2 separate regions of the Homo sapiens genome follow, and region 1 is linked to region 2. Evidence: chromatin loops called from intact Hi-C (ENCODE). Cell type or tissue: Calu3. All regions are shown on one strand. Links, peaks and the distances in the headings refer to the core of each region. The heading gives the core; the rest is flanking DNA. Region 1 has its middle 25 kb from the start of DUSP6. Region 2 overlaps LOC105378255 (a long non-coding RNA gene).

Region 1 (16,527 bases), core at 7,137-12,136, 92 kb after region 2:
ACTGTTGGCTTTGATTCTGAAAGCCTACAGCTGCCAGAGACAGCTCTGTCCCAATAGACGTGGGAGCAATAGCGAGAAACTTAGAAAATCTGGCCAAAATGAGCATTTCCTTATTAGATCTCCATCTACTGTCAACAGCATAATAGCAGATAATATTTCTTGGTGGATTTTTATGCACCAACATCTGTTGAAAGTATAATGGAATTTTTTTCTCAAGACATTGATATGATTAGACCTAATATTGTAAACCACCTACTAACCCAGGAAGTAAAAGAGTATAAAGGAATTTTCCTGGTCTCACTTGAAGAAAACTTATATCCCAAGAGGAAAATGTAAAAAAATTCAGCAGATTGCATCTTTATTCTTAGTTTTCTCTAACATGAACATCATTAATTTAGTTTACAAATTTGACCTTCATCCGTTTAGGAATGTGCCGCAGGTGCCATTTGAATTTTTGATAGTATTTTTAGCTTTTGATCCCCTCTGCAGTGAGAGGGAAGTGAAACAGCTTGCTTAGAGCTGTTCTATAAATCTGTGGTACCAGCATATCCTTTTGATTTACCTTTCATTGCTTAAATTTCTTTGCCAATGAGGACTTTTGCTTTATAACAACAGTTTCAGGAGTTTTGTCAGGCAACAATATCAATATCACCATTTTATAAAGCAAAATTTATGAAAACTGCCTTAGATTGCTAGCTAGTCATTCAGATTCTTTTAAGCATGCAAAAATAGACTTCTTAAAAATTGCAATAGATATAAGATTTGAATGGGATAGTGAATGTGGTATTTTAAACAAACATGCCAAAAAGTAGATATTAAGTGGCATACAGCACCAATGATTTATTATTTCTCTTAGTTCTGGTCTGAGTCAACTTGACACAAACCAAAGGTCTAAGATGGTCTCAGTCACATGCCTAAGACCTCAGCCAGAAACGCTGAGATGGTTGGTCTCTCTCCACATGGTTTCTTATTCTCTCTCTTTTTTTTTTTTTGCCGAGATGGAGTTTCACTCTTGTTGCCCAGGCTGGAGTGCAATGGTCTCCGCTCACAGCAACCTCCGCCTCCCAGGTTCAAGCCATTCTCCTGCCTCAGGCTCCGGAGTAGATGGGACTACAGGCATGCACCACCACACCTGGCTAATTTTGTATTTTTAGTAGAGACGGGGTTTCTCCATGTTGGTCAGGCTGGTCTCGAACTCCGGACCTCAGGTGATCTGCCCACCTCAGCCTCCCAAAGTGCTGGGATTACAGGCGTGAGCCACCGCGCCTGGCGGTTTCTTATTCTCTAATAAGTCAGTTTAGTTTGCTTCAAAAGGTGGTCTCCAGGTTCCCAGCAGCAAGGAAGCAAACCTGAATGTGCAAGTACTTCTCAAATATCTTCTGCGTCATGGTTGCTAATGTCTCATGGGGCAAAAAATAAGCCACATGGTCAAATCCATATACAAGGAGTAGAGAAATAAACTCCTCTGTTTGGTGGAGAAGTGGCAAGTCACATGGCAAAGGGGCATTTGGATAGGGATGGAAGGAATGGTCATAGCCTTCTTTGCAAAACATCTACTTAGCTACTGCTGTGGCCACAGTAAAAACTGAGATGAGCATTCCCAGCTGAGCTCAGCACAGATTGCTGACTCACACAATTGTGAGCAAATCAATGATGGCCATGTAGGCCACTAACTTTTGGGGCCCTTTTTTCTACTGCCAAAGCTAACTGAAACAATTTCTGAACCCATATGGTAGGTAAAAGTTCCAAAATTTTCTCAGTTTCCTTTTTCAAACTCATCTTTTTTTTAATGCTGATGAATTTTAAATTAGAGACATCACGTGACTTTCCCCACAATTTCCAATAGGCAAGATGGAAAACAAAGGGTGGTTCCCACATGGAAACCAAGTATAAATTAGAAACTCTACTTGAAAACTGGGGCATGCCTCTCTTGCCCCCATCCACACCCTACTCACCAATGAAGAGAAGGAAGAGAGTTTTTATGGAACAATCACAAAAACAAAACACATGTTTGGCTTAGAAATTTTGTAGGAGAAACTATGCCATGACAGACAGCAGCACCTGATACTGGACTTCCCAGCCTCCAGAATTGTGAGCCAATGAATTTTCATTCTTTGTAAATTACTATCAGGTATTCTGTTATAGCAGCACAAAACAGACTAAGACACGCCTTCATCCTTAATATGACATATTAAGTCATGCCTTCATCCTTAATATGACATATTAAGTCATGCCTTCATCCTTAATATGACATATTAAGACACACCTTGATCCTTAATATAACATATTAAGTGCCATATATGTCATATATGACATATTAAGTGCCAAATATAATATGACATATAGTGCCAAACCATAAGCTATTCATGTTCTTATAAAAGTGCTCAGAATTCATAGGACAGGTTACAGGGCAAAGACAATGTTGGGAAACAAGAGAAGTTGGCAACTCTGTTCCTAGTTTGAATTTTAAAAGAAAACATTTCCACTTTCCCTGCTTGCCATTACTTAAACTGCATTTCCAAACTGGTTCTTCATCAGAATGTAGTAGTATAAGTGCCAATACAGATTCTAGCACACTTGGGTTCTAGTTTTGTTATTAACTAGCTGCTTGACCTCAAACAAGTCCTTTGATACCTCTGGGTCTGTAACTTCTCAGCTAATGAACTGAAAGGGTCAGACTAGGTGACCTTTCTAAATGTTGGTCTTCTAGAAATTAAATGAAATAGCTGCCCCAACTTTGTACCAAGTACTCTCGGAAAGCTGGTCAGTGTAGAATTGTGGCCAAAAGTGTGAACTTTGTTATCAAAAAGAATCATTTTCAGATTCAGCTCAGAATTAACTAGCTGTAATATATTGGGCAAGTATCTTAAATTCTCAAAGTCTCAGTTTTCTCATCTGTAAAATGAGAACAACAACTGTATTAGGATGTATGAATTATGAGTTAACGTATAACATATGTTCAGCATATGCCTGACACATTAGCAAGTGCTCGGGAAATGTGTCTTGTTGTTGACAAGAACCTAAACCATGTCTGTTAATCCTATCCGTGCTGTCATAAAGTACATAAGTCAGGTCACATGTTCAACAAAGAGATCCTAAGTTTACTCCCCTCACATTTGCTTGGATTCCCCCTCTGCTTAAATGTTCTGGGAACAAAGCAAAACTTAAACATCTAAACACAACAGAACATTCTAGATTCACTGTTCTCCCTGCCCAAGCTATTTCATTTCCCTTTTTTAAAACTCCTAATTTCAAGCCCAAGGAAGAAAAAGTTTCAAGACCTGGGCTTAAAAGAGATGGAGGAAAAAAAAACAGGACATATAGATGGACTGGTTTCTTCTCCAATTTGTGAAGGAAGTCCTAGCCCCAGCTCCCAAAGTAAAGAATGTCTTCCAGACATCTGATTGAAACAGGAAACTTGCTTTAACCAGTAATTCTGGTCTTTCTGTCTTTTTCCCTCATGTGCAAGGTATCAAAGAAGCAAATGATGCCTAAAACATCAAGATATTTTTATTCTCCACCTTAAAACACCTGTATCCATTCACAAACTGAGAAGTAACTGAGAGCATATTTAGGCAGAAAAACTCTGCTTCTCAATCTTTCAGGGTCCCCATTACGTTGCTAAAGATAATAACAAAACAACAATAATAATGCAGGGGTTAAGGGATAAAGGGAACGCTCATCACCCTAAGTCAGTAGACCCAGGAAAGAATGTATACAGAGGCAGGGCTAGGGCAGAAGAACAAATGAATGCTCACATATCAAATAAATAAATAATTCAAAGTTAAAGAAAGAAGTGAACAAATGGCTAAATAAAATATATTTTATTCTCCTGCTCTGATAACTATATCTTCTTAATAACAAGAAAGGTCAAGTTCAAATTCAGCCTCCTTGGACACTCCAGAATTTCGCACTGGAACATGGTGACATGGGGAGATCACTCCCTGATCCATGCCCCCTGCTTCCCCACTTCCATAACTCCCAGGTCCATCCCACAACACAAGCAGCCTCAAGGGCATATCTGGGGGTAGTTCAGCCAGCCCTTGGCCATCCTACAGGCTAGAAGTGCTCAAAAGTGGGACAAACTCAGAGAAGGAACCCAGTCGGTATCTGGAATCGAGCCTGGGAGTTCCAGTGTCCTCAGTATCTGGAACATGGTCTCAAAAGAGGGATTGGCCTTCAGATGGGTTTGTCCCCTTAACCTCTCAGGCTCTTTCCCCCTTGCATCCCAAGGAAGGTCAGGCCGGGACTCCTCGAGGATGGGGCCCAGGCCAGGGGCACCTCTTCCTTTGGTCTCAGGGCAACACAGAATAGACCACAGCCTTTTCCCCAGAATCATCCCAGATCTTAGTCCCCGGGGACTGAGAGATCCCTCTGCATCCCTTCACACTCAGACAGATGGCCCATAGAAGTTCTCTGTGCTGTAACTACTTTTAGGTGACAACTGTCCTCCCACAACCTTAGCCATAAATCACTAACAAATGTCAGGCAACCAACTTCTTTCTAATGTCTCATTCCTGACATTATTCTACAGTCTGAAACCAAAGCCCAAGTTTCTCATTTTCTCCAAATTCAGAGAGCTTGTCTTTTTTTGTTTGACATTTTATCCTGCCCCTGAGTGCTTACTTTCATTTTCCCCGCAATAAAAAAAAAGATGATGATAATGATAGATAGATAGATAGATAGATACATAGATACATAGATAGATAGATAGATAGTGAGATAGATAGATAGATAGATAGATAGATAGATAGATAGATAGATACCACATGCACACAATGACCATCCTAAACTCATTACTTCTCCCCATTTCCCATAACATCAGTAGACTAACTCCCAGTTCCCCTTCTTGATTAATAATTACTCATACCTAACTTCGCATCTTTATTCCTGGGCCCTGGTTATTTCCTGATTTTATAAATATTCCCTTTTCTTTGATATTATCCCTGCCACTAGCCCTAAAACTAAAATCAACTCAACCAAAACCACCAGTGTCACCATTATCAGCCGTTGTCTCTCCCTCATCCACTCCTCATCTGCTTTCTCTCTTTCACTTAGAATTACATTATATGTGTCTCTCCTTTGTCTATTTCTCTCATATTTCTCTGTGCTTTCTGATATAACCCTCCTCTTTTCTAAGCAGTACCATCTTCTCAACCAGCATTTGCTAAGAGCCTCCTTCCATATAGGCAGTGTGAATTGTCACCAGGCCAAGGCACAGCGACTTCCCTCAGGCCCCAGGATTATTTCTCTCTTGCAATCGTCCTTTTATTATCTCCTACCCCAAGGCAAGGCTAGTTCTAGAAAGAGCGGGGTGAGCAACAGGGCAAGCTTCCTGGGCGTGCAGCCTGTGCTTCATGCACCATGAGCTTAGTTTACTGTTCTGATGTCACTGTCCTAAAGTTCTTAATAATTCTGTCTTTGAGCCTTTGTTTTTTAAGCAAAAACCAATGGGGTAATGTGGCATGTAAATGAGCAAAGGAGAGACCCACACTGCGCGTGTCCATCGTTTATTACCATTCCATTCACATAGAGCATTTGCAATGCCCCGTAAGCCCAGAATTCTAATGGATCTACAGTTTGGGAGATTAAGACAGAAAGTGAATACAAGGCAAGCATGTTACATCTATGACTGAGTAAGTGGGGGTGCTGACTACACTCTACATTCTAACCAGAACTTGCTTCTAATGTAGGAAGAAAGCAATGGCATCCTGAGAAGCCTAAACAACCAAGGAAACTTATCCTTTGTTATTCCTAGTACTTTGCTGTTATTAGCCAACCACTTATCCTGAAAATGATGATACAGAAAAAAAGGAAAGATGGAACAACCAATAGTTCCTTTTCCTTTTAGTTCTTCCTTACTCATCAGTAAGCACAAGGTAATGTTGGTAGAATGTTGCATAGCAAGAAATAAAAACAATTGAATCAATTTTGTGTAGCATTTCTTCTGCTCTGGTAAGAACTACATATGCATGTATTAACTACAAAACATGGAATGTATAATCTAATCGATTCGCATACAAGTACAAGATTCCTATAGTTGCATTTAAAACTGGCATTGCACAATATAAAGATGAATGGTAAAATTCATGCTAATAATTTTAAATGTGAATGCTTCTTTACTTAGAATTATATCAAATAGCATATTTAAAACACCATTACAAGTTGAGAGCCAGCTGCAGAAGGATGGAAAAAGCCTTATATTTTAGGACCTTCAACTGTACCCTGTTTTTCCAGCAATTTGAACAAGAGGCCCCACATTTTCTTTTTGCACTGGGCCATCCGAGGTATGTAGCCATTCCTGGTGAACAATGAAAAGAGATTGAGTGGGATCGAGGCTGGGATAGAAGGGGTCAGAGCTGGGCCACAACCCAGCAGGGTGCAGGCATTTGTCTAAATGCTCTTTCAGATACCAGCACCCCATACTCAAACCCCTCAAGTGGTATTCTGTCTCACTCGGAGTTAACACCAAAATTCTCACTGTGACTCTATCCCACCAACACTCCCCTGCCCACCTCTCTGATCTCCTCTCACCTCCTTCCTCAGCTCCAGCCAGGCTATCTTAACTGCATTTCTTCTAGCATGACAAGTATTCTCCCAACTTAGGGCCTTTGCACATGCCAGTGCCCATCTCTAGAACTGCTTTGCCCACAAATATCTGGAGCACCTACTTCCTCAATTCCTCGGGTATCTCACCAAATGACACTGTTACAGAGAGGTGTTTCTTGATCACCTTATATAAACTAGCAATACTTTACTCATCTTTCTTTATTTCTGCCTCAGCACTTTTCACCAACAAACCTATCATGTATTATTTGTTTCTATCTTTATTCTTGGTCACTTCCACTGGAACGTAAGCTTCATGAGCGTGGGGGCTTTCTCTGTTTTATTCACGGCTATGTACTCAAACTAGGACAGTGTAAATATTTGTTGAATGAATGAAGCTATACACTTCCTAAAGTCATTTAGATTGAGATAAGAAAAGCTTATATAAAATGGAGGCATAAAGCTGGAGGAGCTTTCCTATTACAAAATAATCTCTAACTTGGATCCACAAATGTTGCCTGATGTCCCAAGTCAGGAAGCATTCTGTTTAAGGAAATATATCCAAACTGGGCGCCAAAAATCCTGGGGCTGGGAGGGAGGAAGTGGCCCCTGCTTTTAATGAGCTGTGCAATCATAAGCGATAACTAGAACCTACTAAAAGCTCACGTTCCTCAGCTATAAAATGAACATGATTTAATAATACCTGTCCTTCTTATCTCACAAGTTTCTATGTGTGATAAATGAGATAGTAAATATAAACATTTTGCAAGGCTGAAATGTTAAAGAAATGCTAGGGAATCCTATTTGCCCTGCTAATTAAGGAACCAGTGTGTGGCAGGGAGAGGGAGGCCTGGTGGAGGGGAAAACAGGGCTGTTGGGCCATTTAGCCGAGAATAGTATTTCCAGAGAATGGAATGAAAGAAGCAATGCAGAACAGCAGATGCGGGCTCCTGTTGATCTTTCGCAGGGTGACCCCCATACATCTCCCATTTGACACGAATGTCACCGAGCCCAATTAGAATTAGCCTTTCACATAACATTCAAATTCCTGGACTTCCGAGGACAGCCATATAAGGGAGGAACAGCCACAGCAGATAAGAGGAGAGGAATGGAGAGGCAAAAGGTTACAGAAAAAAAAATGGAGATTTTGACATTCCCCCACACAAAGGACAAGATGTCTCAACAAACCCTAGAATTTTGGAAAAGATTTAACTAAAGAATATTTATCCAAGTGGTAGGCCCTTCTTTTTCCCAGCATTTCTGTGTGTGGTGGGGTATTTATTGTTATTATTATTTGTTTGTATTTCCAGAGTGTATTTTTATGTGTTTGGTTTTTATTTGTTTTGTCTTCTATTCATTGAATTTTTCATTTCCTTTTGCTGCACTCACTATGCAAAGCTACTCTGTGCCCCCCAACTTGTCAGCCTAGACACAGAGCAGAGCTCTTCATGTCAGGGTGTTCACTTCCACTAGAATATATTTTTAAAATTCATTTTCATGCTAATGATGCCCCTGCAAAGATGGTGAAGTGTGGAAAATCAAGTTGCACATGATGTTAAATCATGAAACTGAAGCATTTTTAAGGTTCCCTAAGATGCTTTAAATGAGCCTTTTTGGTAATTTCAGGGCTCCAGATCACTTAAGCAGAACATTTTTTAAATAAAAATAAAAATTCTTTGATGTGTACCGAAGAAGGGAGGTAGAAGAAACTGTCAAAAGTGGGCAGCCTGACAGCTCTCCTGACAAGGGAACCCCTGCACTCTATTTTTAAACCGACCTGTGTAATTTAGGAGAGAAGTCACCATGTCTCCTGATAAAGGTTTTGGGGGCGGCTGGTGGATAAGTTTGCAGTGCTGGAAATGGCAGTGCCACCCACACTGAGAAGGCAGAGCTGCAAGATTCTGCCTTTTAGTAGAACTGGAAAAAAAAAACAAAAAAAAAAAACGCCAAAAAGTGTGCATTTCCTGAGTAAAATGGAAGCAGCCTCTAAAAGAGAAAATGCAGAGGCCCCCCAGATCTTCTGAAATTGGTGTGAATGCCACCTTATTGGTGTCAGTAACAAAGAAGAGAGGTTAGTGATGCAAAGCTTAACTGAGTGGCATGGAGAAATATTAGTCATGGGCATAAATAAATACGGTTGTTTAATGTCATTCCATTGAGAGAGATGGCGCAAACCTGATAGTTTCAACAACGCCTCCAGTACTCCAATAACTGGTCCTTAGAGGGATGGTGAAGACGGAGATTCATCTCCACAAACAGAACACAAAATAATTTGAGTTATTTAACCTCTGAGTTGTATAATCTGAGTTATTTAACCTCTCTGAGCTGTAGTTTTCGTCGTCTTTAAAATGGACTGTAGCATTGTGCCTTGCAGGGTTACTGTTAGAGTTAAATAACAGCACAGAGTAAGCAACACTTAACAAAAACACAGGGAAAAAACTCATGCCCTGAGCATCTGCCAGACCTTGAATTGGTTGGAAGGGCTCTCAGTACGAGGAATTAGAAGGGGTTTTCTTGGAGGCACCACATTATTCTTCTTTGGCAATCAAATAAATGACCCAGCTGCCTCCTCCAGCTTCTGGTTAGACCAATGCCTGGTCCTGAATCAAGATCTGACAAAGACCAGTCAGTACCTCTCCCTCAACACCCACCATACTCACTCTCACTCTCTCTCTCTCTCTCTCTCATTCTCTCTCAGGCCACAGCCAAAAGCACACTCTGTGCCAGTGCCCAGCCTTGGGCAACCGACCCCGACATGGGCCCCGAAAGGCAATTGTTTGACTGAATAGAGCCTCTTATTAAAAATTAATTTCTGTCAAACCCAATTGCATACGAACACAGCCTCATTGTGATCACTACCGTGACTTCTGGAAACAAACATAAGCCCTACTGTTGCCAAAAGCAAGGGGCAGTTTAGGATAGTTCTGAGTCTTGATCTATGAATGCAGCCAGCAGATTCCCTGAGGCTCACAAAGGCATTTGTCCCCTGGAGGACAGAGACCAGCTCCATTTTCTACTGCCCCTCCATGCCCCACACCCACTCCCTGGGGCATAGTCATAGAGACCAGTGAGCATGCTCCTTAGTGCAAACACACACACACAAAATACAAGTTCCGCCACTTCTAAGGGAGTGTGCTTGCCCTTTAAGAGCTTAGGGTTTCTCCTCTGTAAGGCTAAAATAATGATTAACACCACTACCTAACCCACAGGGTCGATGTGGGAGATATGAGATAATGTAAGTAAAAGCATCTGGAATACAGAGAGCAGGTGCTTAATAAACAGCCATCCTATTCCCATAACATCCTGCCCTGGGTATCCCTCTATGGGATATTGTCTTCTACAATGTTTCTTCTAAATTTAGAGTACTAAATGGGGATGGGAGTCATTTTCTTGATAGCAATGGGTTGAAGAAAACAGAGACCTCAAGTTAAAATGCTCTAGATCCAATTTACGTATCCCACACATCTCTAATAAACTTTGATTTTTCTCTTCTACATGAATTGTCTCTTCTATTTCCATATCATGAGATCAAGGAGAATCAAGAGTTAGAGGTGGAAAGCTTATCATGTCCTCCTCTTCCCCCTACTTTGCATATTTTCAACATTTTTGCCATTAAAAACTTGGACCTGACATTGCATGAACTTCTAATATGGTGCAGAGATGGCTAGCTTTTAAAACGAGTGCTACCCTACTGATGGAGAAAGAATAAAAATAGTAGCCATGTCCAGTGAGATGAGGGTAGCGAGTCTGAAAGAGGGCAATCAAGCAATAGGGATCAGTGTAAAATGTGGGAGGCTGTTGATGCAGTCATTCCACTTTCAGGAATTATTGAAAGGAAATAATTAATGAGGCAAAATCAATAACTTACATGATACTATTGCTGATCATAGTAAATGACTGCAAAGAAGCTAAATATTCTAAAATAGGAAGTTGATTATATAAATTATTAGACATTCATACAATAGAAAACGATGTAATAAAGTTGTTTTTAAAGATGAGGTAAAGCTATGCTCAGTTAAATGGAAAGACATTCCATAAATTGTTAAAGTTTGTGGGAAAAAAAATTTGTTGCAGAAAAACATATGAATATAATCCTGCTTATGTAAAAATATAAAAATATATGTTTCTATATATTTATGTAAGCATTTTTTAAATCCTAAATATGCTTTGTCAAACTTTTGAGTGGTTATCTCTGGAAGGAAGATTATAAGAGGGCATTTTTTTTTTTTTTTTAGACGGAGTCTCACTCTGTCGCCAGGCTGGAGTGCAGTGGCACAACCTCGGCTCACTGCAATCTCCGCCTCCTGGGTTCAAGGGATTCTCCTGCTTCAGCCTCCCAAGTAGCTGGGATTACAGCCACACACCACCACACCCAGCTAATTTTTGTACTTTTAGTAGAGATGGGGTTTCACTATGTTGGCCAGGGTGGTCTCTATCTCCTGATCTGGACCTGGAGATCTCCTGATTATGTGTCTGGAGTCCCAGCTACTCACCCACCTCGGCCTTCCAAAGTGCTGGGATTACAGGCGTGATATAAGAGTACTTTTAAAAAACATTTTATAAATGTAGGCATGGTATGAATTGTGTAACTTAAGCCTCTACACATTTATAATGACCCAAACAAATTTTTTTAAAGCATGTTGCAAAATTTAATCTTTCTCATCTACAAAATTTTTAAAATTTGAGAGTATATAACTAATAATACAGTTTCAAAATATACAAAACAAAGCTTGGTGAAATTAAAGGGAAAGACAGACAATTCAGCAATAGAAGTCATAGATTTAAACATCCCCTCTTTGCAATTAATAGACCAACTAGACAAGATGTCAGTAAAAATATGGAAGATCTAAACACTGTCAACTAATTACAACTAGTTGACATTTATAGAACAATATACCCAACAACTGCAGAATACATATTCTTTTCAAGTGCCCATGATATGTTCACTAAGATAAACCATATGATACACCATAAAACAAGTCTCAGTTATTTAGAAGTATTGAAATTACACAGAGTTTGCTCATAGCCACCATGAAGGTAGATTGGAAATCAATAATTAAATGTCTAGAAAAGTTCTAAATGTTTAGAAATCAAATAGTACAATTCTCAATAATCCAAAGGACCAAGAAGAAGTTACAAGGAAAATTAGAAAATATTTTTAGCTGAATAATAATGAAACTATAACATCAAACTTTGTGGATGCAGCTAAAGCAGTGATTAAAGGGAAATTTATAGCTTTGAATGCTTATCTTAAAAAAAAAAAAAGAAAAGAAAGAAAGGTCTAAAATTAAGTATGTGAGCTTCCCACATTACAAGCTAGAAAAAGAGCAAAGTAAATCCAAAGTAGAAGGAAGGAAATGTTCAAATAAGAGCAGAAACCAAAGAAATGATAAGAAAACAAACAAACAAACAAAATTAGCATAAGAAAAGGGTTCAGAAGAGCTTTAAGATCTCTTTCTCCAAAAAGTTCTGTAATTCTAAGTGCATTTAGCATATCAGATTCCTAAAGACTTTCTTCCTATCTCTGGGTGAGAAACAAATGTTTATTTAGCAAACATTTGTTTATTTGCTTGTTTCTTTTAGGCAAAACCCTAAAAGAAATGATATAAGACATATACCATTCGTACCCCAGAAAATAAGCAAGTACAGTAGGCCATCCATATTCTGAAATTTCTCATCCATAGATTCAACCAATCTTGAATCAAATATATTCAGTAAAAAAAGATTAAAAATAGCCAGGCGCAGTAGCTCATGCCTCTAATCCCAGCACTTTGGGAGGCCAAGGTGGATGGAACAATTGGGCCCAGGAGTTCCAGACCAGCCTGGGCAGCATGGCAAAATCTTGTCTCTACAAAAAATACAAAAATTAGCCTGGTGTGGTTGCATGTGTCTGGAGTCCCAGCTACTCAGTAGGGTGAGATGGGAGGATCGCCTGAGCCTAGGGGGGTGGAGGCTGTCTTAAAAAGAAAAAGAAAGAAAGAAAAGAGAAAAAGAAAGATTAAAAATACACCATAACAACTATTTATATAGCATTTACATTGTATTAGGTATAATTAGTAATCTAGAGATAATTTAAAGTATACGGGCGGATGTGGATAGGTTATATGCAAATACTACTCCATTTTATATAAGGGACTTGAGCATCTCCAATTTTTGAGGGAACTATCTGAGGGGAGTCCTGGAACCAATCCCCGAAGTATACTGAGGGATGATTGTATACATTACCTATCTAATGATATGCAGTGACTTATTAAGAGTCTAGAAGCCGGGCATGGTGGCTCACGCCTGTAATCCCAGCCCTTTGGAGGCCGAGGCGAGAGTATTGCTTGAGCCCTGGAGCTTGAGACCAGCCTGGACAACATTGTGAGACACTGCTTCCACAATAAATACAAAAGTTAGCCAGTCATGGTGGCACGTACTTGTGGTCCCAGCTACTCAGGAGGCTGAGGTGGGAGGATCACTGGAACCTGGGAGGTCAAGGCTGCAATGAGCTGAGATCACCCCACTGCACTCCAACCTGGGCGACAGAGTGAGACCCTGCCCCCTCCCCCTACAAAAAAAAAAGAAAGAAAAAGAGTCTACCAAGTACAGGGCACTGAGCTTTCCATATGCATTTCATTAATATGCACAGTGCTTCTATTTGTTCATGCATTCTACAGATAATTATTGTAGTGCCAGGCACCATCCTAGGTGATAGGTCAACGTTAGTATTTATGAGCTAGGTATTACTGCTCCTATTTTATAGTTGAGAAAACTGAGTTTCAGAGAAGAAAAGTAACTAGCTCAGCATCACAGGGTATTGTTAAGCAAAAATGTCCAACCTATCTGAAAGCCTAGTTTTTAACAACTATGCTACATGAAAAGACACTAAGCCACAAAGATGAAGGCACAGAGTTGAGCCAACATCTATAATAGAATATGAGAAACTATACAATGGCAACAAAGACAAATTGCCTTGGGACCATGTTAAATCAACTCCTAATCTTTTCAAAGAATTCAGAAAGCTTCTGAGAAGAGGTGACTTTTGAGCTAAGACTTGAAGAAAAATTTGTCAAGAACGGTAGTAAACACATCATCACATTTAAAGTGTACAATAACCCTGAAAAAAATAGCATTATGGTTCTTTCACAGAAGAGAAAACTGAGGTCAAGAGAGATGAGGGGCTTGCTCAGAATCAGTCAGTTACTATGGTATATGCCAATGTCCATGCCAAGCATTTCACAGCCATTGGTCTCCTGACAATCCTGACGTTTAGGCAGCACCACCACTAACATTGTTGCCACTTGGTCTTGCCTAGGTCTTGGCAATAGCTTGTGCTTTAGTGGTGAAGCTGAAATATACACCCAATTCAGCCTTACTCCCAGACCCAAAAAGTAGGTTCTGTGAAAGTTTTCTTGCGTATGAATCCAAGTCCTGGGTTCTAAAGGGAAGAGTGACCTTAGGAAAGAAAGAGATAAAATTAATTTATTTAGGCACATGTCAAGAAATTCGCTCAGTCTGACCAGGCACAGTGGCTCACACCTGTAATCCCAACACTTGGGAGGCTGAGGCAGACGAATCACTGGAGCTCAGGAGCTCAAGACCAGCCTGGGCAACACGGCGAAACCCCATTTCAACAAAAAATACAGCCAGGCGTGGTGGCATGCACCTGTTGTCCTGACTACTTAGGGGGCTCAGGAAGGAAGATCAGTTGAGCCTGGGAAGTCAAGGCTGCAGTGAGCCATGTTCACGCCACTGCCCTCCAAGCTAGGTGACATATGGAGACCTTGAAAAAAAAAAAGAAAAGAAAAGAAAAGAAAGAAAGAAAGTGAGAAAGAGAGAGGAAGGAAGGCAGGAAGGAAGGCAGGAAGGAAGGAAGGAAGGAAGGCAGGAAGGAAGGCAGGAAGGAAGGAAGGAATTCCTTCTTCCCACCAAAACAAATCTCCAGTGCACCTAAAATAAAAAAAAAAAAACAACCTAAAAATGCTGATTATCACTTCAAATTAAGGAATAGGCTTCAAAACATTTTTTTAAAACCTCACTTCTCCCCACCCGTCCCTACAGGTTGATTTACGCACACTTCTTAAGCCAAGTCAAAGAACTGGCTTAACTCTAGTTTCCCTTAGAAAGCATGACTCCAGGCTGCCTGAGCTTCCTCTGTCCTTTTGTGACCTCCTGATGACCTGGGAGTTCCACCCACTTTTTAGGGCCTCTCGGAGCCTTGAATCTACACATCAGTGGGATTTAGTTTCCCTTTTGCTTTAATGACTCCTCAGAACCTTACTCATGTAGCAATCTCACCCACTTCCTTTCTTGTTTCTCTGGTCCTTATGGGCTATAGCCCACCTCTCCTTCCCATGCAGGCAGGTTCTCAGGGACAATGGTGATTTATTTATTTACAGTTCTCCTTATATTTTGTTTGGTTAGCTTTTATTTATTTCTTTTTCTCAGGTGGGGGAAAAAGCTAGGTTATGTCTTTGGGTGTCAGCTAGTAATCTTTCACTTTTCTTCCCATGTAACCACCCCCACCCGTTTTTTTTGTTTTGTTTTGTTTTTTGTTTTTTTTGTATAATTATAGGTTTCACCTCATCAGACAGTTAGACTTTAAATTGGTCTATCTTTAGGCTGAAGAAATCATCTTGAAAATTCAGAATCAATACAAGAATCATGGTACTAGATTAGTATCACTAAGACTCAACATCTAAAAATGAAATATTTAAAAATATATACATGTTTTGAAAAGAAAGAAGAGGAACAGAAGAATTGGAAAATGTTTGACTCAACTAGCTCATGCATGTACCTTTCCTATCTGTCCTCCAAGGAGTGAGGGAAAGACTTTGTTAAGAATAACCACCATCAGCAAAACCCCACAATTCTGAAGCTCAACCACACAAAATGCAAAGGGATATTTGGCATAGAGGAAGTGAACTTCACAGAAATTGCATGTGGCCGTGCAAAGAATTCTGCAAATTTAACATATCACAAAGAATGTACTGAACAAATTTTGTTATGAGTTTTCAAAAGCCTCTCACATCTCTCAATGGTCTCCAAAGTAAACACATCTCCCACACTGTAGCATCCATTACTATAGTTTTGAGTTTCTGCTCTGAAATGATGCAATCTTCTACTCAGGACGGCTTCGTAAATATCTTTCCCAAATGATGGAGAAACAGAATTCAACTTCACTTCTTTCATTCCTCAAAGAACATGTCATGCAGGGCTGCACGTTAGTGGCCATCAACCAGGAAATATTTCGTAAACAGAATTTGTACTCCATTTATTCTGAGTTTACTTTTAGAAGCCACTTATCTCTTTTAGAAGAACTTCCCTTGCCAATCACCTTTTGGAAAAGGCCTGGAAGAGACACTCCCTGAGGACGTGCAGAATCCTAGGTCAACAGCATATACAGTGGAAATAAATAACTAAAGTATCTACATCTTAGGATGGTCCCTTTCCTTCCTAAGACAATCAGTCTTTTCAGAGCAATTGAAACACATATGCAGGTGTACACACATGGACGTGGGTGTACACACACACACACACACACACACATTGCAATATCTCCTCTAGTACATTCTTTGATATGTGACCATTACTTCTTCTCTAATAATTGTGATTAAAACTCCCAAAACAAGGAATGTCTTTGGAGATGGAAAGGCCACTAAAATTCATATTGTTCAATGCTCTCATTTTGCAAATGATGATGCTGAGATCCAGTATGTTAAATTTATCCCAAAGAATTTATATGCTCCTAGAATTTTCAGATAAGATTAGAGTTTCTCCTTTTGAGACCTCTTAGCGGAAAGATCAAAGGCTCTGAGGTCAGCCCAGCCCGGTTTCAAATCTCAGCGCTACTGTTTACCACTTGGAGATCCTAGATAATTAATCACTCTAAGCCTCCATTTTCCCATCTACAAAATGGAGATAATAAGAGCTGAAAGAATCCAGAATATAACACTGTGAAGAGTTTTCTTCTAAACATTCGTTATCTGCTTAAAAGCA
Region 2 (16,527 bases), core at 4,919-9,918:
AAGCTTTGGTGCTGGAAGTGTTCTGTATCTCTATCTGGGTCCTGGTTACATGGAATATATATAACATATATTATATATATAATTTATATATACATAAAGTCATTGAGCTAAGTACTTTAGATTGGTGCTCTTTAAGGCCTTTACTCAATGTACTTTATATTTATACATGAGTGAAAATATTTTCTAAAAAGTTCAGCCTAGTAATATATCAGAAAAAAAGATGAAATGACTCATGCATTGAACTTTACTGACAACTTTGTTTTTTTGTGTTACAGAAACTTCTTTAAATGATACTTACAGACCTGCAATTCCTTATCTGCAGTTATGAAATCCATAAACAAAAAGCTTGAAAACCAACAATTTTCCAACGGACATGAGGTTATTTAACTTATTCCACATTCTACCTAGTACAAATATTCACATGTCTCACTATGGAAATATTAATCTTTAATTCTTGGGTATTGTTCATACCTTCATAGTGGTGCTACATAACATATAGTACATGTACATTATTATCTTTGTGACATTCAGAAGTGTTCCAAATTTCCAAATGCATCTAGTCCAATGGTTTAAGATAAGGATATTGTAAAACTTTATTATTTGAAGGTGCATTTGAAAAGGTCTAACTAGTATACTAACCCTGCGATTTCACAAATATTGCTTAAGATGAGGTTAAATCTATTTAAGTAAACTGTGTGCTGAGTTATCAAAAAAAAAAATTTAAGTAAATTATAAGGTGGGTCACAGCCTAAACTGGAAAAGTGGCACAGGAATAACTAAAGTTTAAGAAACATCCTTCTAGCATGTTCAAAAAGATTTCAACATGTCCATACAAAGGGCCCAGTCACCTACATAAGACAGAGGGAGAAGGCAATGACTTCATTGCATTTTTCCCAGCACCAAACATGACCTTGCAGAGGGTATCATTAAACAAAGGCTTGCTGAATTGAATTGAATCTCCAACATCCTGCATCCTTTGACCTCTGTTATACACCATTCCTGAAAAGGAAAAATGAACTTTTCAAAAAAATAAAGTTTAAGACCTTTGGGAAATAGTCTTTTGGTTTCATTTAGCTGATTGTAAGAAAAAATAGAATTACATCTTGGTTTTTACCTTTTAACTTTAGGGTATGTCTCTATTTGATGCTCTCAAAGACTCAGATAAATCACTAAGTCCCTACTGTTCATTCTGTTCATACAAGAACAAAAATCTTATGAACAACCCACATGAAATTCACCACTGACTCAGGCTTGCTCTGGCAAAAGATTTTCTTTTTTTGTGCTCACTCTACATTGCACCATAACTTTTGAACTACTGCTTTCATATTTATTCCCTTTATTTCCTTGTGTATTCCCCCAAGGAAAGGAACTCATTGTCTGTATTCTGCCCAAATATATTCTGGAAGCACTTGAAGTATTTGCCTCATGCCTCTGTATCAGTTTCAGGGCGATCATAAATCAACAGTCTGTGGACCAAGGTGCTCAGACCAAAAACATGCCTTTGAAAAACACATAGCATCGCTTTCCACAAGCAGCTGCAGCCTCTTATTAATGGCTCAGGAGTCTTTCACACCTCCTTTTAAATCCAGTGCATTTGAAGTAATAAAACAGGGAGCAGTTTATAGACAGGAAATATTAAAATATTTAATTGCTTTTTTTTTTCTTGGCACAAGACAGCCTCAAGCTTTCTATAACACACGAATAAGGGACACCTGCCCATGCTTGAATGGACATGAAACAGAGAATTGCTAAATTGGATACATCTGTGACTAAACCTCTGCTTTTAAACCCATATCAAGCTCATTTCTTTTTATTAGTTCTAACCATTTCCCTCCAATTACCTTTCATTTTCTTATTCCTTCTCCTTGTCCAGGTTACAACAAAACACAAAAGAATAAATTGATATCATACCCAAGAGATCCCCTAATCTATCCCAAACAGAAACGGCATACAACTTGAACCTTGAATATTATTCCCATTGTCCAGTTTTATAACCTAGACCATTAAACCCTTCTCAGACTCTAAATGTTAAGAATACTAATGGAATCACTAAATTTTTTCACAAGCCTCTGTATAGGGCAGAGAAAGGCAGCCTGTTGTCAAGTCCCAGCTCTGTCGATTGCTACTTGAATGACTTTAGGCATGTAACTTTGTTTTTCTGAGCTTCAGTTTCTTCCTCTGTAAAATGGAGATAGCTGGGTGTGGCTCTCACATGAGGTGGTTTTGAGCACTAAATGAGATATCAGTTGTTAAGCATTGGTATGGTATTTGGCACTCTGTGAGGCCACAGTGTCAGTTGTCCTTTTATTATGATCCAATCCAAAAACAATTGTTCATAAAGCAAAAGGAGATATGACAAGCATCCTTCTATAAACAACTAAAAGTAATACAATAGTCTCTTGCTATATTTGTATTGGCTTTTTTATTGCTACATAACACATTTCCACAAACTTATTGTTTAAACAACACCCATTGATTAGCTCACAGTTATGCAGTCAGAAGTCTACCATGGCAAGACTGGGTTCTCTTCTCAGGGCATCACCAGCAGAAATCAAAATGTCAACAGGGTTGAGTTATTACCTAAAGACTCTGAGAAGTGACCTGCTTCCATACTCATGTGGTTATTGGCTGAATTCATTTCCTTGTGATTGTAGTACTGAGGTCCCTGTTTCTTTGCTGGCTGGCCCCAAAGGGGCCTCTCTCAGCTCTTAGATACCACTCTCAGTCCTTTCCCATGTGAATTCCTCCACCTTCAAAGTCCACAAAAGAGAATTTCTTTCATACTGAATCCCTCTAATGCTTCAATTCTCTCCAACTTCTGCGATCATCAAGAAGAAAACTGTGCTTTTAAAGAGGTCATGTGCTCAGGTTAGTCCAGCCTAGATAATCTCCTCATTTTAAAGCAAATTGATTAATAAACTTAATTTCATCTGCAAAAATCTCTCTTGCCATATAACATAATCATGGAGTAACACCCAAGAGCATAGATTATGGGGGCTGTCTTAGGATTCTAGTGACAATAAAATTTTAATACTGAGGGTCAGGATGAAAAAACTTAAATCATATTGTAAGGCAGAGCTAGGAAGAATTGTGGCAACCTCCTAACAACTCTTTCTAGTCTCTATTCTTGCTGCCTTCAAATTCAATCTTCATAGAACTGTCTGTATTAAACATCTAAAGCATATTTTGTAAGCTCCTCATTGCCTACAAGATCAAGTTTAAATAACTTAACCTGACCCACAAACCCTCCATGGTTTGACTGGTCTCTCGAGCCTCTTGCCAATTCCATATTCATGCTTTATGCCTCAGAAACACCAAACTGCATATAGTTTCCCTCATTCACCATGATATTTCTCACCTCTGTGCCTTTATTCAAGCTGTGCTCTCCACGGGGACACCCTCTGTGTTCTCACTACCTCTTTATCCAGGTAACTCCTATTCGTTCTTTAATTTTGCTCAAGTGTCACTTCATTTACTCATTCATTTATCCAAAAAAATAACCGTCAAACATCCACTCTGTGCCAGAGACTAGGGTGTAGTGATACATACCCCAGTCTCTGCTTTCAGAGAGCATGCACTGTAGTTTGGAGCATAGGTAATTCAACAAATGATCACAGTCCAGTGAAAAGTACAGTGACTAGAGGGGACCTGGAGCACCTACAACAAGGAACTTAGCCAAAGTCAGATATTTTCTGGAAGAAGTGACATCTAAACCAAGACCCAAAGCATGAGTAGGAATGGTCAAGTAAATGGGAGGAGAAGGGAAGTTTCCAGACAAGGGAATAGCATCATAATACATAAAAACATTCTGTATCAGAAAGAACATAGGTTTTTGTTTTTGTTTTTGTTTTGAGACAGAATGTCACTCTGTCACCCAGGCTGGAGTGCAGTGGCGTGATCTCAGCTCACTGCAACCTCCACCTCCCGGGTTCAAACAATTCTCCTGCCTCAGCCTCCCGAGTAGCTGGGATTACAGACACCTACCACCACGTCCAGCTAATTTTTGTATTTTTGTAGTAGAGAGGGGGTTTCACCATGTTGGCCAGGCTGATCTCAAACTCCTGACCTCATGAGATCCGCCTCGGCCTCCCAAAGTGCTGGGATTACAGGTGTGAGCCACCGCACCTGGCCAGAACATAGTCTTTTGTTTTTGTTTTGTTTTTGTTTTGAGACAGAGTCTTGCTCTGTTGCCCAGGCTGGAGTGCAGTGGTGCAATCTCGGCTCACTGCAAGCTCCGCTCTCCCGGGTTCACGCCATTCTCCTGCCTCAGCCTCCTGAGTAGCTGGGACTACAGGTGCCCGCCACCACAACTGGCTAATTTTTTGTATTTTTAGTAGAGACGGGGTTTCACCGTGTTAGGCAGGATGGTCTCCATCTCCTGACCTCGTGATCCGCCTGCCTTGGCCTCCCAAAGTGCTGGGATTACAGGTGTGAGCCACCGTGCCCGGCCGAACATAGATTTTTTAAGAGAGTCAAAACAGCTCAACCTGACTGGGGTATGGAGTGTTGGAGGCAGTACAGGAGCTTTCCCTTGGGCAACGTGGAGCCAGTGAAAAGTTTAAGGTTAGATTTCTGTTTTAGAGACAGCTCCCCTAACTGGCCTGCAGATAATAGATTGGAGGAGGGACTGACAAGAAGAGAAGAAACCAACAGAGAGGTCTGGGGCAGTCATCCAAAGCAGAGAGGAGAGTGACTGGTTTTATATAGGGGCAACAGAGATTGAAAGAGATGGACAGATTTGAGAGAGAATGCCACCTACAAGAACTTGGTGATGAATCAGATGTTAAGGATGAGGGAGGGTGATGTCCATGTTTCTAGCTTGGGCAACAGGGTGGATGCCAGTGTCTGTCACTGACAATGAGAACATGGGTGGAGAAGCGGTTTTGTGGGGGAAGATAATTGTTGCCACATGGCTTCTGGGATAGCCAGTAATTTACAGAGACTATTTCAATTCTTTCTAGCCCACCTGTATGATTCAACTACATTAAGCAAGAAAAGAAGCCCATTTGTTGAGTGTAGGAGCAAGAAGGGAGAATTTAGAAATGGCACCAGTCACTTCTTCCCCTAATTATCCACCTCTTGGCCCAAGGTAGAAGATTCTCATCATATGGGACTTCTTACTCAGCCTCAGTGAGGACAGAGGAGAATGATGGTGATGACCATTCACATTAGCTCTTTTCTCTGACAGCTGAGCTCTTCCCCCAGATATCTGCCTGGCTCCCTCCCTTCTTGGCTTCGTTCAGGTCTCTGCTTAAACGTCACCTGATTAAAGGGGACTTACCGACCACACTTTATAAAGAGAAAAATCTTTCTCCCACACCCCAGCACTCCCTCATTTGCTTTATTTTTCTCATAGCACTTTTCACCACCTCACAGAATATGTGTGTGTGTGTGTGTGTGTGCATGTTTCTGCTTTAGAAGAATGTAAGTTCCAGCAAGGGCAAGGACTTTATTCACTACTGAATCTCCATCTCTAAAACAGTATTCGGCACATAGTGAGCACCAGTAAATATTTATTGAGTGGATGAATGCAGGAATAAAGTCTGATGCTCAGAAGATTGATCTTGGCTGAAGAAAATTATGTGGAAATCATCAGGATAAAAACGGTATTACAATCATAATAGACAGGCTTTCTCAGGAAGAAAACACAGAGTTACAAGAGATCTCTGGGCAATTCCAACATTTACCAATCCTTAAATGATGAGCTGTAAAGGAAGAGCCTGCAAAACAATGAGAAGGCAGAGGCAAGGAAGGAGAGGGAGAACCAGAAAATTAGGGGAGTCAGAGGAACCAAGGGAGGAAGCTGAGCTTACAGAAAGTGTCAACAGTGGCAAATGCAACCAAGAAGACAAATAAGGAAAAGGCTAGAAAGTTTCCGTTGTATTTAACAACCAAGATGCCATTATTGACCTGGGTTGAGAGCAATTTGAGGGAGAGGTCAAGATGAGGGCCAGATTTTAGTGGACTTGGGACTGAAAGGCAAGAGAGAAAGGATAAAAAAAAGAAGTAGATGAGGGAGGTAGCTGGAGGGATGCTGGACTAAGAAGAGGGATTTTTCTCAAGATAGTGGAGAATTGAACAAATTTAAAGGTTGGTGGGAACGACACAGTAAAGAGGAAGAGGTTTAAGATAAGAGAAAGCAAAAAGATAATCAACACCGGGAGATCTCTAAAGTACAGGAAGGGAGGTTTCCTTCTTCAGGAAGCCTCCTCTGACCTCTGCCTACCCCTCCTCCTCTCCTTCCTCCATACTGCAGAGCTGGTGTCAAGTGTGCTTAGGTCTATTACTGTGCTTATCCAGGGGAATTGTAACTCGGTTTATGTCACTGTCATGCCACTAGGTTATGAGCTTAATTAGGGAAGGGATGACTTCAGATTCACCTTTTTATCACTAAGAACTAGCACAAAATCTGGTACATAAAAAATAATAAATATTTGATGAATGAATGAATGGATGAAAGAAGCAATAGACAAGCAGACACATGGACAGACAGACTCAATAAATATATGTATAATGCCTACTGTGTGCCCTTGCTCTGGGCTCTGATAATTGACCAGTGCACAAAACAAAACCCATGAACAAGTGAATTGAGGAAAGGACATGAAATTGTGGAAGAAAAAATAAAAACAGTCCAATGAAACATCATGAACCAGCACTTCATAAATTCAAGAATGTTGAGGTTTTAGAAGGGACACCATACTTCTTCACAGCCAATTTCTTTCACGTGGGAAGAGAGGATTTGCTTACCATTTATAAAGATTGAGTATAGCCTTGTTCCCTCATTTCCTGTTTCTCAGGATACTTGTAATCTATGAATCACTTGCTTGAATTTGCCTTTCTCTACAAGCTCTCAAAGGTGGGTTGCACTGTTGCCAGTTTTTACCAAGAGAGATGTATATCCAAGCTTCCAGGGTACAAAGCCCTGACTGTGGTTTACTCCAATGTGCCTTCCCACTCAGGATTTCAGTCATCCTTATGTTCTCCTACCAAGAATAAAGGGAAAAGATGGGAACACACATATGGACATTCCCCTGTAGTCAAGCAACCACTAAGAGCAGGGTATTCGGGGATATTGCTCAAACATTTCCAAACACGAATGTCTATGTTTGAATTATTAGTGCACATCCAGGAAAAACCCAGACCTCACAGACAGGAGTGATTGAGGCACCAACACACAACAACACTACCGTGATGTGATGTCAAGAAACTATTCCAGGTCACTTATGCAAGTGACAGAAAAGTCACCCAAACAAACATATAAAGAAACATGGCAGTCTCTGTGCAGCATTTAAGAATCCACATTGTAAAGACTCTTGGATATCAGATGCTAATCAAACACTCATTTTTTCTCTTTCCTTACTTCCCTTACTGTGGTCAGATTTTCAAAAATAAGAATTGAATCCTTTCTTGACTCTTCTTACTCTGAAACTCAGTTCCTCATCTTGGTTTGGCCCTTTACTTTTATCCAGTTACGCTTTTCTCCCAATGATATTATCCAATTGAGCAATCACTTCTACATAGATTGCTCTCAATTCTTTGGCCATGAGCTCAGACCTGTATTGTAATCTTCTAGCCGGATATCTGGATGTTTCTCCAATACCACAAAACAAACATGTTCAAAACCAAAGTCATCCTCTTCCTCCACAAAACCAGTTCTTCCACTTGACTTTCCAGCTTCTATTAATGGTGCCACTGTTCTACTGGCCAGAAATCTCAATCATCATTGACTCTTTCCTCTCTTTTATCCCTCCCTCTCGTCCATTCTTAAATTCTACAGCAAAGTTATCTAAGACTCATTTCTAATATTTCACTCCCATTTATCCTCCTTAATATTCAACTTTTTGTTTTATTTTCACTACCTCCACTCTAGTTCAAGCTCTTATGTCGTCTCACCTGGACTATTGCAAACACTATTACTGGGAAAATAACATTCCATAATCTGATAGATTTATATTCAAACTCTAGTTTTATTTCTTTCTAGGTGTGTGGTCTTGAGCAATTTTCCCAAACCCTCTAAGCTTCAATTTGCTCCATTAAATGGTGGATCATTTCAGGAGTATATAAGACGATGTAAAGTTAAAGCATTTAGTATATAATAGTTCAATGGATCAATTACTATTCCCCTAAAAAAAAGTGTTCTAATCATGTCCTTTCCATATTCATAAACCTCAAATGACTTCCTTGTTTCTACAAAATAGGACCCAGTTATTTATCTGCCTTCTACAACATCACCCAAGCTATTTTTCTAGCCTTCATCTCCCAAACTGGCGTTTTCAGTCTTCCCCAAACACACCCATGTGTTTACTCTGATGATCTTTACAACTGATACAACTTTCCCATTAATCTCCACCAGTCAAAATTCTACCATCCTTTTAGAAACAACTCAAATGCTACTCCCTTTGTGAGATCTAATTCTGATAATCAAATATGATTTCTTCTGCTTTTGAATCTCCTTTGCTTTCTTGATATTTTATTATAAAATTTGTCATATTTGTATTCATACTAGTCTCATGTGTGTCTTTGTTTTATTCTAAGTATGGGACTGTGAGCTGTCTAACTTCCTGTCATCTCTAAAGCCTAGTACTTTTCACTTATTTAACGCACAGAAAATGAGCTAAATTGATTTTAAGGACGTATCCCTGGAAGAATAGCATTTATTTATCTGTTAGAATACTAACTTGACAAGAGCAATCATTTTTTTATTATTTTAATCAATGATATATCCCAAGCTCTTAGAACAATGATTAGAATATAGTGAGTGCTCAAAAACTATCTTTTGAATGACTTTATAATCCAATATTATCCTTTAAGCCAAGAAAAAAATCCCATATAATCCAATTCTTTAACGTTATGCCAATTAGCAACACCTAAGCTCTCCAGAGTCTTATATTGGGGACATCATATCATTGACAGGAAGTGGGCACCAAGTGTCCACCCAGTGAGAGTACCCAAAGAAAGAGAGCCCTGTCCACTTCTACATGGATTGCAGCCTTCTCTACAGCTGCCTGATCCCTTCCAATTACCCAACATGCATCTTTCTATCTGGCTTGGACACTGGGCCTGCGCTTTGGCAGGGGCATAAATTAAAACCCAAGAGAACAATCACAGGAACACTGGCCTCTGAAGTCAAGGCCAGCCAGCAGTATGATGCAGGCACCGAATGTCACCTTCCTTTCCTTCAGTCAGAATCCTAAACCACTTGCCAGCCAAGCCAGAGACAGAAAAACACTGTTAGGCTGTTGGCCAAAATCCCCAAGCAGTCCACAGACATTATTTTGCTAACTCTGACACAGTTTTAAACTGTGCCTATATAGATCCAGCCTGTTCACTCCCTACCATGGTAGCTGGGGGAAAACAACAAGTGAAGAGATGAAAACCTTAAAGTCAAACAGACCTGGCTCTGAATGCTGGCTCCACCACCGACAGGCAATGCAGTTGTGGATATAGTTTCAATCTCCGGGGCTTCAGATTTCTTATCTCTAAAATAATACCCACCTTATAGCATTGTTATAAGAATTAATGCTAATATATGTAAAGCAGCAGGCACCTAGCTATCACTGTTGGTGTTATTACTATTATTAGACTAGAGATCAAAGAGAATAATCACAGGGATTAAGCCAGCTTTCCTAACACAATCCTAAGAATTCATCTTGACCAATTCTCTTGAATATGGCTCATTTTGTCCCTTTAAAGAATAATGCTAAGTTTCTAAGAAAAATAATCAAGGAAGGATACTAAGCATCTAAAACCCAACTGATGATAAAAACCTTCACATGAATTTTCAGAACTTATCTTTGCTATCCCTGGCAGAAAGTTTATGGGCTTGACCTCATTTTCCCTCATCCCCTGAACCTGAAGACTCTAACAGTGCCCTTGAGGTCTCTATACCTCTACGTCACTGTCATCTACAAGGGTCCACCTCTTCTCAGCAGTTTGCCTTCACTCCTTAACATCCCTTCATCAGCCTTGTCTTTCCTTGGCCCCCCCACCCCCCATCACACACTCCAGACTCCTTCAGCCACCCTGCCGCCTCCTCCACCCTTACTCACACCCACTCTCACCTTCATTGCTATGACTGCCAGGCCCTAGAGAGAGGAGTGAGGGGTAAAAGAATGAACTTCTTTTGTTTACAGCAACCACAACCTGCCAAAAAAGCCAGCAGCTCTACACCTGCTCAACTGTCACCCATTGTTTTTACTCTACTGACTGAAAATTAAAGTCCCTGGTCTGACTGCATCTGAAACACATACTTTCTAAGGTTTATTTTGTATCCTCTACCTTTTTAATATTTTTAAATTTTTTATTGTTGTGGTTACATAGTAAGTATATATATTTATGAGGTACAGGAGATATTTTGATACAGGCATGCAATGCATAATAATCATATCAGAGCAAATATATATAATTCAATCATATAATTATAATATATAATTTAATTATACTCTTAGCTATTTTTAAGTGAACAGTTAAATTATTTTTTAATATAGTCACCCTACTGTGCTAGCAAAAACCACATCTTATTTATTCTTTCTATTTTTTTGTACTGATTAATGGTCTCCCCTGCACCTCCACCCTCCAACTCCTGACTACCCTTCCCAGCCTCTTACAACCATCCATCTATATTCTATCACTATGAGTTCAATTGTTTTAATTTTTAGCTCCCACAGGTAAGTGAGAACATGCAATGTTTGTCTTTCTGTGCCTGGCTTATTTCACTTAACATAATGACCTCCAGTTCTATCCATATTGTTGCAAATGACAAGGTCTCATTTTTCTATGGCTGAATAGTACCCTCTTGCATATACGTACCACGTTTTCTTCATCCATTATTCTGTTGATAGACACTTAGGTTGCTTCCAAATCTTGGCTATTATGAATAGGGCTACAATAAACATGGGAGTGCAGATATCTCTTCAATATGCTAATTTCCTTTCTTTTAGGTATATATTTAGAAATGGGATTGCTGGATCGTATGGTAGTTCTATTTTTACTTTTCTGAGGGACTTCCAAACTGTTCTCCATAGTGATTGTACTAATTTACATTCCCGCCAACAGTGTGTGAGGGTTCCCTTTTCTCCACACCCTCACCACCATTTGCTATTGCCTGTCTTTTGAATAAAAGCAATTTTAACTGTAGTGAGATGATATCTCATTGTAGTTTTGATTTGCATTTCTCCAATTATCAATGATATTGAGCACCTTTTAATATACCTGTTTGCCACTTATATGTCTTCTTTCGAGAAATGTCTGTTCAGATCTTTTTCCCATTTTTAATTGGATTACTAGACTTTTTCCTATAAAGTTGTTTGAGCTCCTTATATATTCTGATTATTAATCCCTTGCCATATGGGTAGTTGGCAAATATTTTCTCCCATTCTGTGGGTTGTCTCTTCACTTTGTTGATTGTTTCCTTTGCTGTGGAGAAACTTTTTAACTTGATGTGACCTCATTTGTCCATTTTTGCTTTGGTTGCCTGTGCCTGTGGGGTATTACTCAAGAAGTCTTTGCCCAGTCCAATGTCCTGGAGAATTTCTCCAATGTTTTCTTTCAGTAGTTTCTTTTAGTAGATTGTTTGAGATCATAGATTTTGTAAGTCTTTAATCCATTTCTATTTGACTTTTGTATAAGGCAAGAAAGGATCAAGTTTCATTCTTCTGCATATGTACATACAGTTTTCCCAGCACTATTTATTGAAGAGACTATCCCATCCCCCAATGTATGTTCTTGGCATCTTTGCAGAAAATGAGTTTACTATAGATGTGTGGATTTATTTCTAGGTTCTCTATCCTGTTCCAGTTGTCTATGTGTCTATTTCTTTTTATGTTGGTACCATACTGTTTGGTTACTATAGCTCTGTAGCATAATTTAAAGTCAGGTAATGTGATTCCTCCTCTAGTTTTGTTCTTTTTACTTAAGATAGCTTTGGATACTCTGGGTCTTTTGTGGTTCCACATAAATTTTAAGATTGTTTTTTTCTATTTCTGTCAAGAACTTCATTGGTATTTTGAAAGAGATTACATTGAATCTGTAGATTGCTTGGGGTAGTATGGACATTTTAACAATATTTATTTTTCCAATCCATTAACATAAATATCCTTTCATTTTTCTGTGTCTGCTTCAATTTCTTGCATCCATATTTTATGGTTTTAACTGGAAAGTCTTTCACTTCTTTGGTTAAGTTAATTCCTAGGTATTTAATTTTATTTGTAGCTATTGTAAATGGGATTACTTTCTTGATTTCTTTTTCAGATTGTTCATTGTTGGCATATAGAAATGCTACTGATTTTTGTATGTTAATTTTGTATGCCGAAACTTTACTGAATTTGCTTATCAGTTCTAATAGTTTTTCAGTGGAGTCTTTAGGTTTTTCCAAATGTAAGATCATATCATCCGCAATCAAGGATAATTTGACTTCTTTCTTTACAATCTGTATGTCTTTTATTTCTTTCTCTTGTCTGATTGCTCTAGCTAGGACTTCCAGTACTAGGTTGAATAACAGTGTGGACAGTGGGAAGCCTTGTCATGTTTCAGATCTTAGAGGAAAGGCTTTCAGTTTTTTCTCTATTCAGTAGATACTAGCTGCAGGTCTGTTGTATATGGCTTTTATTATGTTGAGGTATGTTTTTTCCATACCAGTTTTTTCAGGGTTTTTTTTTTTAATCATAAAGGGATGTTGAATTTTATCAAATGCTTTTTCAGCATCAATTGAAATGATCATATGGTTTTTGTCCTTTATTCTGTTGATATGCTGTATGACATTGATTGATTTGTGTATATTGAACCATGTTTGCATTACTAGGATAAATCCCATTTGGTCATGATGAAATATATATATTTCTTGGAGTCTCCATTGTACAGGCTGGAGTGCAGTGGCACGATTCTCAGTTCACTGCAACCTCCATCTCCCGGGTTCAAACAATTCTCCTGCCTCAGCCTCCTGAGTAGCTGGGATTACAGGCATGCTCCACGACACCCAGCTAATTTTTTGTAGAGATGGGGTTTACCATTTTGAACAGGCTGGTCTCAAACTCCTGACCTCAGGTGATCCACCCGCCTTGGCATCCCAAAGTGCCGGGATTATAGGCGTGAGCCACTGTGCCTGGCCTGAATGATCTTTTTAATGAGTTTTTGAATTCAACTTGCTAGTATTTTGTTGAGGATTTTTGCATAAATATTCGTTAGGGATATTGGCCTATAGTTTTCTTATTTTTTTGATTGTCTTTGTCTGGTTTTGGTATCAGGGTAATATTGAGAATGAGTTTGAAAGTGTTCCCTCCTCCTCTATTTTTTGTAATAGTTTGAGTAGAATTGGTATTAGATCTTTAAATGTTCAGTAGAATTCAGCAGTGATGCCATCAGATCCCAAGCTTTTCTTTGCTGGAAGCCTTTTTATTACACCTTTGATCTTGTTACTCATTATTGGTCTGTTCAGGTTTTAGATTTCTGCACGATTCAATCTTGGTAGGTTGTATGTGTCTAAGAACTTGTTCTTTTCTTCTAGATTTTCCAATTTATTGACAAACACTTGCTCATAGTAGCCACTAATGATCCTTTGAATTCCTGTGGTATTGTTTGTAATGTATCCTTTGTCATCTCTGATTTTATTTATTTGGATCTTTCTCTTTTTTTCTTAGGTAGTCTGGCTAAATGTTTGCCTATTTTGTTTAACTTTTCAAAAAACAACTTTTTGTTTCATTGATCTTTTATACTGTTTTCTTCATTTCAAATTCCTTTATTTCTGCTCTGATCTTTATTATTTATTTTCTTCTACTAATTTTGAATTCAGTTTGCTCTTGCTTTTCTAGTTCTTTAAGATGCATCATTGGGTTGTTTATTTGAATTTTTTCTTATTTTTCAATGTAGGCACTTACAGCTATAAACTTCCCCCTTAGTATTGCTTTTGCTATATCCCATAGATTTTGGTATGTTGGGTTCTTATTATCATTTATTTCAAGACATTTTTCAATTTCCTTCTTAATTTCTTCATTGAGCATCTCCTCCGAGCCACAGGTCACCCAGTCTACATCATTTCTCATCTGTCAATCACACCACCTCTTAGCTCTTGTGTCAGTCTCCAGGACAACCATACTTCAGCCCCATTTCCTTCTGATATGCTCTGCTTAGCCCAGTGATTCTTCTAGGCAGCTAGTTCTCCTAAATTACTACATTGCTCACAAACACTTAATGGCTCCCATTGCCACATAAAATCCAAACTCCTCTGAGTAGTCCATGAAGCCCTCTGTGATCTCATCCTCATCTCTTGCCACATGCTTATGGCATCCTAAGCTAATCACCAAATACATCATGCTGTTTCGTGTCTTCATACCTCTTATCATGCTGCTCTCTCTGCCCAGAAAAGGAACATCCTTCCTCACCTACCTTCCAAAACTGAAAACCTCTTAGTCCTCTTTCAAGAATCTGCTCAAGCCTGACCTCACCAGCTAGACTTGCCACCTTCTTCCTTTCTGCCCCCACTTTTCCTCTTTCTCTTATTTGCCATTGTATCTATCACACTGAATGGCTTTTGTTTATTTCTGCCTTAACTCCTAGACCATGAGCTCTTTGATAGTAGGAATCAAGTCGTGTTTACCTATGAGTTCTTAGTACCATGCCAAATGCCTGGCACATAGTGGGTGCTCTATAAACATTTATTATGTTGATCTTTCCTAATTCTTTTAGGGACTCTTTTGACAAGAACCTCACTTAAAACTAAATCAGCTTGAAAAGACCAATATCAAAAGATTTATTCCTGCTTTAATTGGTTAGAGTATAATTTCACATTCCAGGAACCCCTGAAATATCTTTTTTTTTCATATTTTTTTCTTAGAAAGTCATTTCATTTTGCCAGTTGGAACAAGCCTAGAAGTTTGGTGTTTTGTTTTGAAACTGAAAATTGCTTTAAGAGGCACTTTGTGCACTTGGACGTGGTTGAGAAGAGACCCACAGAGATGATTAAAGGCTGAAAAACAGACTAAGAAAACTGGAAGAGAAAGCTAAAGGCAATTTAGTAATCAACGTCAAGCATATGAAAGGTTGTTATTACCAAGGAGGGTGACAAGCCCATGCTGTTCATACCCTCTAAGGGGAGAGCAACAGGAAATGAGGCAAGTTGCAGCATAGATGACTTCGGTTAGATAAAGAGGAACTTACTTGGCAGAAAACATTGCTACAAACTGAAGGGTCCAACAGGAATGATGCTTGGTCCCTCCTTCTCCAGAGGTATGTAAACAGGAAAAGTTTCCAACTGCCTGGAATGTTCCCTGTGCAATATTGCCTAAACTAGGGAATAGAATTAACAGTTTTGAGGGACAGTCTCCAGAAAAGACATAGATTTTTGGCACCCAGGACACAGGTGACCTGACAAAGTCCTTCCAACTCCAAAAATCTTGGAGAAAGTATTTCAGAGGAACTGAATTCAACAGTCACATCTTTTCACTACACATTTACTAAGCCTCTTTTCGAAGCCACGCCAGGTTAGATACCATCCCAATTACTAAGGCATAGTTTATGCTAATAGAGGAAAGAGCTGATTACCACATATTCTTTAGAGGCCTATCAGGCATCAGCTCTCCGAATTCTGTCTCACTCATACATGTGCACACATATACAACTACAAAGCAACCGCCAAAGCTACTTGCATTTCCTCTGAGTGACACCGACCCCTAGCTGCTCTAACCTCCAAACCTTTGCATGTGGTATTTCCTCTACCTCTAATTCCCTTCCCCCACTTCCTTACTTTGTAAATCCCTTCTTGTCCCTAAAGATACTGCTCAGGCATTACCTCCTCCAAGCTGCCCTCTTGCCACAGCTACTATTCCCTTCACCCCAACTCTAGATTATGATACTCTTTCATGATCCCTGGCTGAAAGCATTAGGAACTGAATCAAAATAATCCAAAAGAGAACTTGTTGGAAGTATAATGTATCAGCAGCTCAATAGCAGATAGAGGAACAAGCTTGCAAATGCCCAAGATTTAGGGGAGTTAAAGCCAAGAACCAGAACCAATAATCCAAAAGAGAACTTGTTGGAAGTATAATGTATCAGCGGCTCAATAGCAGATAGAGGAACAAGCTTGCAAATGCCCAAGATTTAGGGGAGTTAAAACCAAGAACCAGAGGGTATAATTGTCTTATATTTGAAAGCATCAGGACTGGATGTTTCTACCTCACTTCAGTTCAGAATGCCCTGAATATACTCTCTCCATCCTAGTATCAACATCCTAAAAGAGGGTCTCATCGGCCAACCTTGGGTCTCATGACTAGTCTGAACTAGCCTGTGACTGTGCTAGGGTGGGAGAGGAAGATCACTCTTTTCAGTTTGTCTAGTGAGCATTGGTCACTAGAAATTATCATCCCACTTAAATTCACACAAAGGAGGAGAGGTGATTCCCCCCAAAAAGAAATTGTAATAAAATAGGAGAGGCAAGGTAAGCTAAGCAGCTCTCTCTTACGTTCATTACATTGTGGTATGATCCTTGGTTTTCCTGTCTGTGTTCTTAGTAAGTTCATGTGCACTCTGAAGGCAGCA

The links. A loop is a pair of places that touch in the nucleus more often than their neighbours do. Peaks named below come from ENCODE experiments on the same cell type or tissue, not always from the same donor. Only the 100,000 strongest peaks of a DNase experiment are listed, where the experiment ranks them.
Region 1: it touches region 2 in a loop (2.2-fold over the local background); 1 of 110 quality-filtered maps calls a loop at or near these places.

What each region holds. Positions count from the first base shown.
Region 1 is chr12:89,319,310-89,335,836 of GRCh38, forward strand. It overlaps the pseudogene MRPS6P4. Among named protein-coding and RNA genes, the nearest start is that of DUSP6, 25 kb to the right of the region's middle. RefSeq lists an enhancer at 6,113-6,616. In Calu3, for the core only: no CTCF peak of the experiment used is centred there; a DNase peak (open chromatin) is centred at 9,612.
Region 2 is chr12:89,229,654-89,246,180 of GRCh38, forward strand. LOC105378255 (a long non-coding RNA gene) reads left to right here. Exons shown (of 2, transcript XR_945169.1): 2 at 276-357. Among named protein-coding and RNA genes, the nearest start is that of DUSP6, 110 kb to the right of the region's middle. RefSeq lists a silencer at 1,366-1,566. In Calu3, for the core only: no CTCF peak of the experiment used is centred there; a DNase peak (open chromatin) is centred at 7,618.